2 separate regions of the Homo sapiens genome follow, and region 1 is linked to region 2. Evidence: chromatin contacts called from ENCODE POLR2A ChIA-PET data. All regions are on one chromosome and are shown on one strand. Each heading gives the region's core, a stretch centred on a gene start or an enhancer-like site at or near the end of the contact. The rest is flanking DNA. Distances are from core to core; before and after follow the strand shown.

What was found. ChIA-PET counts read pairs that join two places held with the same protein, here RNA polymerase II (POLR2A).
Region 1: POLR2A ChIA-PET joins it to region 2 with 5 read pairs in B cell. The contact joins the promoter of TMBIM4 here to the promoter of DNAJC14 in region 2. POLR2A ChIA-PET finds 5 or more read pairs at or near these places in 2 of 52 experiments (B cell and BJ).

What each region holds. Positions count from the first base shown.
Region 1 is chr12:66,167,258-66,172,258 of GRCh38, forward strand. It overlaps TMBIM4 (transmembrane BAX inhibitor motif containing 4), which reads right to left and starts at 2,739. Exons shown (of 7, transcript NM_016056.4): 1 at 2,598-2,739. The coding sequence starts at 2,694. RefSeq lists enhancers at 1,891-1,990, 2,473-2,997, 2,641-2,720.
Region 2 is chr12:55,827,385-55,832,107 of GRCh38, forward strand. It overlaps DNAJC14 (DnaJ heat shock protein family (Hsp40) member C14), which reads right to left and starts at 2,203. Exons shown (of 7, transcript NM_032364.6): 1 at 2,105-2,203; 2 at 1-1,330. The coding sequence starts at 1,274. It also overlaps the pseudogene TMEM198B. RefSeq lists a silencer at 2,141-2,250 and enhancers at 2,779-3,516, 3,471-3,670.

The sequences.
Region 1 (5,001 bases), core at 1,489-3,988, about 10 Mb after region 2:
TGGGTGATAATGAGGTGTCCAGTCTAGGTTCACTGATTGTAACAAACATACCACTCTGGTACAGAACGTTATTAGTGCAAGAGGCTTGGGGAAAAGCAGAAAGGGTATATAAGAACTCTGTTCTTTCTGCTAAATTTTGCTATGAACCTAAAATTGCTTTTAAAAAATTAATTGGGCAAAGGACTTGAATAACATTTCTCCAAGGAAAATGTATAAATGCCCCACACGCATACTTTTAAAATGTGCAACATCATTAAATCATTAGAGAAATGCAAATCAAAACCAAAAGGACATACCACCTCACACTCATTTGATGGCTATTTTCATTTTAAAAAGAAAGAAAAGAACGGAATGTGTTGGCAAGGATGTAGAAAAAGGTGAACCCTTGTGCACTGTTGCTGAGAATGTAAAATGATGTAGCCCCTATCAAAAACAGTATGGCCGTTCCTTAAATAATTAAAAATAGAACTACCACACAATCCAGCAATTCCACTTCTGGGTATATATTCAAAAGAATTAAAGCACGGTCTTGAAGAGGTATGTGCACACCTATATTCATGACAGCACTATTCAAAGTAGTCAAGAGGTAGAAGCAACACAAATGTCCATCAATGGATGAATAAACAAAATTTGGTATATACATACAAAGTACTACTACTGTCTTAAAAAGGAAATTCTGCAGCCAGGTGCAGTGGCTCATGCCTGTAATCCCAGGACTTTGGGAGGCTGAGGTGGGAGGATCGCTTGAGTCCAGGAGTTCAAGATCGGATGGGGCAACATGGAGAAACCCGTCTCTACCAAAAGTACAAAAAAATTAGCCAGGCCTGGTGACCTGCATTTGTAATCCCAACTACTCGAGAGGCTGAGGCGGGAGGATCACCTGAGCCCAGAAGGTAGAGGCTGCAGTGAGCAGTGATCTCACCACTGCACTCCAGCCTCGGTGGCAAAGCGAGACCCTGTCTCAAAAAAAAAAAAAAAGGAAATTCTGACATATGCCACAACATGGATGTATTTGAAGACATTATGCTAATTGAAAAAAGCCAACCACAAAAAAACAAATACTGATTGTATCTAGAGTAGCCAAATTCACAGAGAGAGAAAGTGAAATGGTGGTTCCAGGGACTGGGGGAAGGAAGGAATGGGGAGTTAATAGGTATAGAGTTTCAGTTTTGCAAGATTAAAAAGTTCTGGATATTGGATGGTATATAAGTTTAGTCTAAAGCTATGCCTTTAGATATTTTAAGTTCAGCCTAGGGGTTCTCGGTATATAGTGAACTATAACCTAGTAAACAGGCTGTAACCTACGCTTGAACCAATCACTGAGTTTCAGCCAAAGATGGCCACGTGTTCAAACCATGTTCAAACGGGCAAAAACCAAGCTGTAACCAATCAACTCTTTCTGTACCTCACTTCTATTTTCTGTACCTCACTTTACTTTCTCTCTCCATAAATTTTCTCCCACCAAGCGGCAGGACTCATCACTCTGAACCTTATTCTGGTTCCGGGACCTGCCCAATTCGCAAATCATTCTGTGCTCAAACTCCGTTAGATTTAATGTGTCTAAAGTTTTTCTTTTAACAGTGCACAACCATGTGAATAACTTAACACTACTGAACTATACACTTAAAAATAGTTAAGACGGTAAATTTTATGTTACCTGTATTTTACCACAATTAATTTTTTTTAAAAAAAAGCTGAGTTCACTGGCCAAAATAATTTCAAAATTCAATTCCAAAAATATAAATGCTAGGCACCAAGATTCTTGGTGCATCAGAACTATCTTCATCTTTCCTTTTCCAGAACAAGTTCTAGGCACTAAGATTCTTAGCACATCAGAACTATCTTCATCTTTCCTTTTCCAGAACAAGTTCCAGCTGCCTAAACAGGCTGAAAGTCTGGGGCTGTTTCGGCGATCAAATGACCAAACTAGAGCAGGCAATGGCTTCCACGTAGATGAAGCTGAGCATTTTAAATTCAAAAATTTCTGCCCATTGGCTACTACGTAATAACTTAAAACACAATTTAGACTGACTTAGGAAGCTTCTGTGTTGAGCAACTTCCTCAATAATCCTCAAAGACCTGTTGCATTCTGGGCCCTGCGGAGAGGAAATAGTGCCGTCAGGGAGCTTCCAGCCTAGCACAGGACGGTAAATATAAGCCTGTAACGCGAAACCCCACAGAACAAAAACATCAGGCCGTGGATTCCACTCGTGTGTACGTCAGTCACAGTGATCAACCGACTCATTTCCACGACGTTTCTTTTCACTTCAAGATGCCAAATTCAGGCTGCGGCGGTTTCCATCTGTCCCTTCCTACACCGCGGCGCCCGCTGGGGAGCCGGGGCGCACACAGGACAGCCGCAAGCCTTCTGGGCCTGGCGCCCTCCCACACCCGCTAGGAGGGGAGGAAGCGCCTCCCCGACTCCCTGAGGAGGGCGCCAGTCCTCTGGTACCCGGAGAAGGAGGGCCGGGAGCTCAGTGAGCACTCCCTGTGAGTCCCAGGAGATGGCCGCTCTCCCTCGGAAGCCGGAAGTCGGCTTCTAGAGGCCGAGCAGTGCAGACAAGCGGCTGGGAGGCACTGGAGAGGGGACAACGTACCCATTCGGATGTGCACGGTGGCGGAGGCCACGCTGCTGCCATAGTTGAAGTCGTCCTCGATCGAGGAGCGAGGGTACCGGGGGTCGGGGTCAGCCATGATGGCAACAGCACCCCTACCGGTCCCGGTCCACTAACCGCAACCGCCTCCTCCCCACTTCCGCGAGGAAGAGCCCAGCCCCAGCAAGCCGTGCGGCGTCGGCGGGCGAACACCGAGCGAGTCGATTTTCTCGCTTCAAAAATTCCAGCTGGGCGGAGAAAGCGGGGATGGCTCCGAGTTAGAATGGAAGAGAAAACGGTTTACATTCCCGGCGTCATCTGAAGTGAAACTTTTCTCAACACACTTTTTTTTTTTTTTTTGAGATGGAGTTTCACTCTTGTTGCCCAGGCTGGAGTGCAATGGCACGATCTCGGCTCACCGCAACCTCCGCCTCCCGGGTTCAAGCGGTTCTCCTGCCTCAGCCTCCCGAATAGCTGAGATTACAGGCGCCTGCCACCACGCCAGGCTAATTTTTTTATATTTTTAGCAGAGACGAGGTTTCACCATGTTAGCCAGGATGGTCTCGATCTGCTGACCTCGTGATCCGCCCGCCTCGGCCTCCCAAAGTGCTGAGATTACAGGCGTGAGCCACCGCGCCCAGCCTGAACACACTTTAAGTCCTTTCACCTTGGAGAGTTGCTAAAGTGATAGAACCCATGTCCCAGTCACCCATCCACTCAACAAATACCCATCTCATTCATCCACTTTTTCAATAATCACACCGAGGATGCATTTTTACTTCTATTATTTTAAAATAATAATAATACCTACATTTATTGAGCACTTTCTATAAACCAGGCTTTCTGAATGAAGTAATATTTAATCCTGAAAGGCAAGTAGGAGCCAACCAGAGAAAGAGCAGTGATGTAGGCTGGGCCTCAAGGGACCAACGTCTGCAAAGAGGGAGACGGTGAAGCTCAGCTGGTGTAGGGGACAGGTGGCAAAGAATGAGGCTGGATAGATAAACAAAGGCCAGATCATCCTAGGCCAGAAGTAGAATACATTGAAGAGGGCCATTACCAAAGGCAGAGAAAAGGGGATAAAGTTGTATTACTGTAAGAGAGAGATGATGGTGGCAAATACAATGGATTAGAGTGAATATTCATGATATTGTTGTCATTCCAATATAAAGAGGTGTAGACATACCCAGAGTAGTGTCATCCTAGGGTCCCTTGGAATTGTTTTGATGAGTTTACTCTGATCTACCCACATTGCCCAGTCCTCACCTTAACCACAACACCCGAACACTTAGCAAGTGGAATTCAGAACAGTTGTGGAACAGTCTATTCTAAACTAAATCCTTAAACTTGATGTTCTCAGAAGCCTTTGCCAAAAGAACTAACGTCACTTCCACAATGACAAGAAAAACAAAACAAAACAAAAAAACACTTTATCTTTTATGATTTTACAAACATTTTACAAGCATATCATTTTAATTTGTTTTTGTTGGTTTGTTTTGAGATAGAGTCTCAGTCTGTCACCCAGGCTGGAGTGCGGTGGCTCTATCTCGGCTCACAGCAGCCTTGACCTCCTGAGGTCAGGTGACCACCCCCGGGTAATTTTTTGTATTTTTTGTAGTGACGGAATTTCGCCATGTTGCCCATGCTGGTCTCGAACTTGGGCTCAAGTGATCCCCCTACCTCGACCTCCCAAAGTGCTGAGATCACAGGCGTTAGCCACTGTGTCCGGCCCCTCGTTTTAGTTTAGTTTGTTGAATGGATAGGTGAATGGGATATGGCCTCTATCTCTTTAGTCACTCTCCAGGTGAGAGGACTTAAAAAGCTTGCTGAGAAAAATCTGAGAAAAGTTTTACTTCAGATGACACTGGGAATGTAATCCGTTTTCTCTCCCATCCTAACCCGAAGCCATCCCCTCTTTCTCTGCCCCGCCGTAATAATGGAATTTATTATAGAGGACAAACTGGAGCTAAATTGGGAACCCACCTTTGTATTGACTAAAAACAGCATCAGCAAAGTTTGATCCTTTACCTCTTACCAGTTACAAAAAAAAATAAATTCCAGATAGATTGTGGATATAAATGTGAAAGGCAAAAACAATAAAACTTAAAGAAAATGATACAGGAGAATATGATTTGGAGGAAGGCAAAGATTTCTGAAACCAGATACAAAATAGCACTTAACTTCAAATGAAAAGATTGCCAAATTAAATTATATTAAAATTAGGAATTTCTAGTAATCAAAATATACCATAAGAGAGTGAAAAGGAAGCCATAGAGTAGGGGAAGATATCTGCTATACATATAACCTACCTAAGGCTCCTTTTCAGAATATAAAAACAATTGTTACAAATCCAGACCAAAAAAAGACAGTCAATAGAAAAATAGACAAAAGACTGGAGGCGGGCGCA
Region 2 (4,723 bases), core at 953-3,452:
TCAGGCTGGCAGTAGCGCCCACTAGCTACAGGTGCATTCCCCTGCCTATTAATATTCTGCTTGACCCAAGGCAACTCCAGCCAGCCCCACTGAACTATTCTTACCAGCCGCTGCCATGGCCTGCTATCTCTCAGCAGAGTCAAGCAACGCTGCAAGGCTGGAGAATCCAGCCAAGAGAAGAGCCAGGTAGCCTTATCCCTCCAGCCTAACCGGTCACCTAGTCCCACCAGAAACCGCCATCCCAACTGTAGAAAGCCCAAAAAGAGGGCCAGAGCCAGGAGCAGCAAAGCACCCAGCAGCTTAAGAAAACGAGTAAACAGTCCTACTCCACAGTAAAACCCCTGGCTTAGAAACTGAAACATGACCTGGGCCCAGCCCCCTAACCGCCCTGTCCACACTCCCATCCAAACTCGAAAAAGGTCCAAATCACTGCTTTTCAGTTGCCTGCAGGCATAGATGAGATGGCCACAAGTTTCTACGTACTCTCCCACCAATACCAGCAGTTCAATCAGCCACCAAAAGCCTGCCTGTCCAAGTTGACATAGTTCCTCGGCTCCCCACAATCCCAGGCCTTTGCGCTTATCTGCCTGACTTCGTTTCCGACCCAGCCGATGTCGACCAGGGGACCTGGGATCCCTACGTCCACCCTCCCGAGTATCCTCCTTCGTTGGAAAGCGGTGCCGCTGTCTCCGGGATGGGGGTTTCTTTCCGCTGGACACACGTGAAAAATCACTGGGGAACTTGAGAGATTCTTCATCATCATATTCCTCTTCCAACTCATCTTCCCCCAAAGCTGGAGAGGTACAGTGGTGGCAAAAGTTGCTAGAAGAACCATTTCCTCCCTCAGAGTAAGGCCCTTCTGGAATTCCAGGTGTTCCCTGGCAGTTGCAAGCAGATGGAATGGAAAGAAAAGAGTTCCCATCCTTCTGGTTCCCAGTCTCGTTTTCTTTTGAGAGTTCCTGGTCCACTCCTGATTCTTCTTCTGAAGACGTCTCACTCTGATCAGGGTCCTCTGCATCTCTAGGTGGTCCTGGACCCCCTGGGGGGCCATGGCTTGGGTCCAACCAATGGGCTGGGTTTGGGTGCTGTGTGTGCTTAGGACCAGAGTGCTCTGTGAGGCAGCGGGTACCATTAGGAGCAGTCCCTGCTGAGTCCCTGAGTCCTGAGAATGAAGGTATTTCAGGGTCCACGGAGGGTCCTAAAGTCCTGAGGGAGGCACCACCACTGTGGTGGGCTCCATACAACCCTCTTTCTCCGGGGTGCTTCTGGGCCATGACCCCGGGGCTTCCTGAGGGTCTTAGGTCACAGCCATCATGGTGTGTTCTGATGCCTGTAACAGATATCAAGGTGGAGACAGTCAAGGATGAGACCAAGAGAGGAATTAAACAATCTCAAATAGTGGACACATTTAATTCATCCACCTCCCTTGTTTTCCCAAGTTCTTTTGGGGCATTCGCTATTCCTAGCAATAAGCCAAAACTAGACTCACCACAACCCTGCTTGCTCCCTCCCCTCTCCTCCAAATCACTTAAGTTTTTCTTCTTTCCCCAGAAAACTATAACCTTCAATCAGGGAAACAGGGAGGTACCGTAAAGGGTGTGGTCGGGGGAGGGTGGGTCACTCTTAGGAAAATGGGAAAGACCGCCGGAAAGGGGGCCACAGACTTCCAGTAATGGGTGGGGGCCATGCGGCCCTGGAGGAAAATCTGGGGGCGGAGCTTAGGGCTGCCCCTAAGAAAGACTAACAGGGAACCCACCGGCTGTGTAGAAGGGACGAAGGTGGCCGGGCACCGTGGCTCACGCCTGTAATCCCAGCACTTTGGGAGGCCGAGGCCGGCGGATCACGAGGTCAGGAGTTCGAGACCAGCCTGGCCAACATGGTGAAACTCCGTCTCTACTAAAAATACAGAAATTCGCCAGGCGTGGTGGCGCGCACCTGTAGTCCCAGCTACTCGGGAGGCTGAGGCAGAAGAATCGCTTGAACCCGGGAGGTGGAGGTTGCAGTGAACCGAGATCGTGCCACTGTACTCCAGTCTGGGTGACAGAGCGAGACTCCATCTCAAAAAAACAAAAAAAAACGAAAAAAAAAAAAAAGACGGACGTACCGAAGAACGGCGGTAACTCCTCCCCCTCGAGCCGCCCGGCCTGGGGCCAGGGTGAGCTACGAGAGCCGCTCTCCCGGCTCCGCCTCCCGCTCACGCTCTGCTTCCGCCTTCCGTCCCCGCGGCCGCCGGCGACCTGGGCCTACTTCCACTTCCGGGGTCACCAGGGAAGAGACGGGAAGGAAAAGAAATAGCGGTTGGCTGAGAGGCAAGCCAATCCAGCTAGGGCTGCGTCGACTCCAAGGAGGCGGTCCTAAGGAAGTACTGGCCCCGCCATTTAAAGGCCCCTCCCTCCGCGTGTGGGAATGGGATTCCCGCAGGTTGCACCGCAGGAAGCAAGGCAGGTGGACTCTGCACCAATGCCTGCAGACTAAGGGCAGACTCTCAGGATTGCTCTGGGTGTATTCCTAGGCTTTGTATTCCTGGGAGATGGAGGGCAGCCACCGAGCCACATATAGTCTTTTTCCCTTGCAGACAAAACCAGGGAGCTCAGAAGAGTCACTGCCCTGATCCCTTCCGTGCCGGCAGCTGCGAGGACACAGGCCCCTTTGTATCCTGCGGTGCGGAGGTGGAGCAGAGGAGAGGGTGCCCCGGCTGGCCCCCTCCCTCGCCCCGCAGCACTGCCCCTCCTTTCACAGCAACCCACGGCCTCCCCCGCGCTTGACCCAGCTGGCGAGCTGCCCCTTATACCTGGATCCGCCCCTCGGGTCGCAGCTCCCCAGGCCCGATCACCGAGCGGTGCCTAGGAACTGGGAGCGTAACTTGGCTCGGCTCAGAACTTTGCCCGTGAGCCAAAGAACACTGAACTCATCTACCTGCTGCTTGACATCTCATCTGCATACCAAGCTATTTGGTGGACGTCCACAAGCGCCCCCGCCCCCACGTAGACCCAGTTGGGTCCCCGTTCCGTCGGTCCCCTCCTCTGCACACGCCTCTAGCCTTATACCCCGTCTTGATCCGAAAGTTTTTCCACCCATGAACCCCCAGTTGGCGCTCCCCGACCAGCAAAAGCCCCTTCCCTGGTCCACGATCCCGACCACCCGGTTCTCCAGGAGACAATACTCCAATTCTCTGGAAAGTGGAAGAAACCAAGCTGAAGCTAGGGGGGCGCTGGGACCCCTATTGGGGCTTTGAGAGCTTCCGGTTGTCATCTCCTAAGTATTCGGAGACCCTTCTCCAAAACTCTTGGGGTGACCCTCAAGACTCTTACCTGCTATATAGTTGGGGGTCTCTGGTCCTGGACTAGAGCAGTAGGCAACCTGGGTCCCCCCACACACACGGGAAAGAATTGGAGGGGCCTGCCTTGTGATGTCACCCCTCCTCCCCCCACCGCGCGCACGCGCGCGCGCACACACACAAACACAAACACACACCCCAACACACACGCCCTGTCCCCTTTCTCCACCCTGCAAGCTAGTTGCATTTAGCTCACAGAGCCTGGGCTGCGACTTGAAAGAGTTTAGGCAGCAACAGAGTGACCCTGGGGGTGCTCTTGACCGACAGCCGCACCCCCGGCGTCTAGGACCTCCGAGCAGGGATGCATCTGGAGGTCTAGGGAAGCACTTCCACCCCCTCCTCTCCTCAATCCTGGCAGGATGGTGAGTAGTTAACATCCCCTCCCCAACCCCCGCTTGTCCAGGGTCCCCAGACTTCCAAGCAGATTGAGGAGAGGAGCTCCGAGAGTCAACCCTCCAGCCTGTAAGGACCTTGATATCCAAAGGACAGCTGAAGAAAGTAATGTGCCTGCATTTTTGCCACTTCATTCCCACAGTGCCCGAAATGCCAGCTCCTCCTTGGTGTTCTCCTTTCAGGATTTGAATTCAAATCCCATTGGCAGCCCTGATACCGCTGGGGGAAGGGTGAGGTAGGAAAAGTCCCACCAATATCCTAAGGGGAGGTGCGAGTGGCTACCAGGATGTGAGATGTCTGTGGGCAAAGTCCCTGCTTATTCCATGAGGGGCTGTGGGATTAGGACTGTGGCTGGATGCCTCTTCCTCCAACAACTCCATCTCAGCATGAAGCTGAGGCTTTAAAACCCTGACAAACTGTGGGTGACTGTCTCTACTTAATTCCTCCTCCCAAACTCTTGGTGTCTGGTTTTTTCCCTCTTTCTGCCCTGGGCCTGGAGCAGCTGTCCAGAGACCCCCACCATGACTCATACTCTCCTGTTCTCCCTCCCTCTCCCCTCTCTATTAACCTCACCCTTCCCAATCCAGTGGGGTAGTATTAAGTCCCAGTCGCAGATGGGGCAATAATGTCCCAGCACCCCTCCCTCCACACACCCAGGGCTTCCTGTTCTTTCCACCCTCACCCTGAAGAGCTGCAGGGTGGTGGGGGGAGGCAAAGGCTCATTACTTTATAAGATTTTCATTACTTTATAAGATTTCATTTTACATTTTACTTAAGTGTACTTGTTTCAGAGAGTGGTAAAGACAGATCCTGCTCCTCTCAATCCAATCCTGTAGATTTCTTCAGTTACCTCAACAGGGTCATACTGGCTCCTGAAATGGGCACCATTATTTAAAAGAAATAGAGGTACAGAGTCCTCAAGATTTATGGGCACCTGAGTTTCTGCCCCGTGCCCCGCTGCAGGTTTCCCAATCCCCTAAAGACATTCATGGA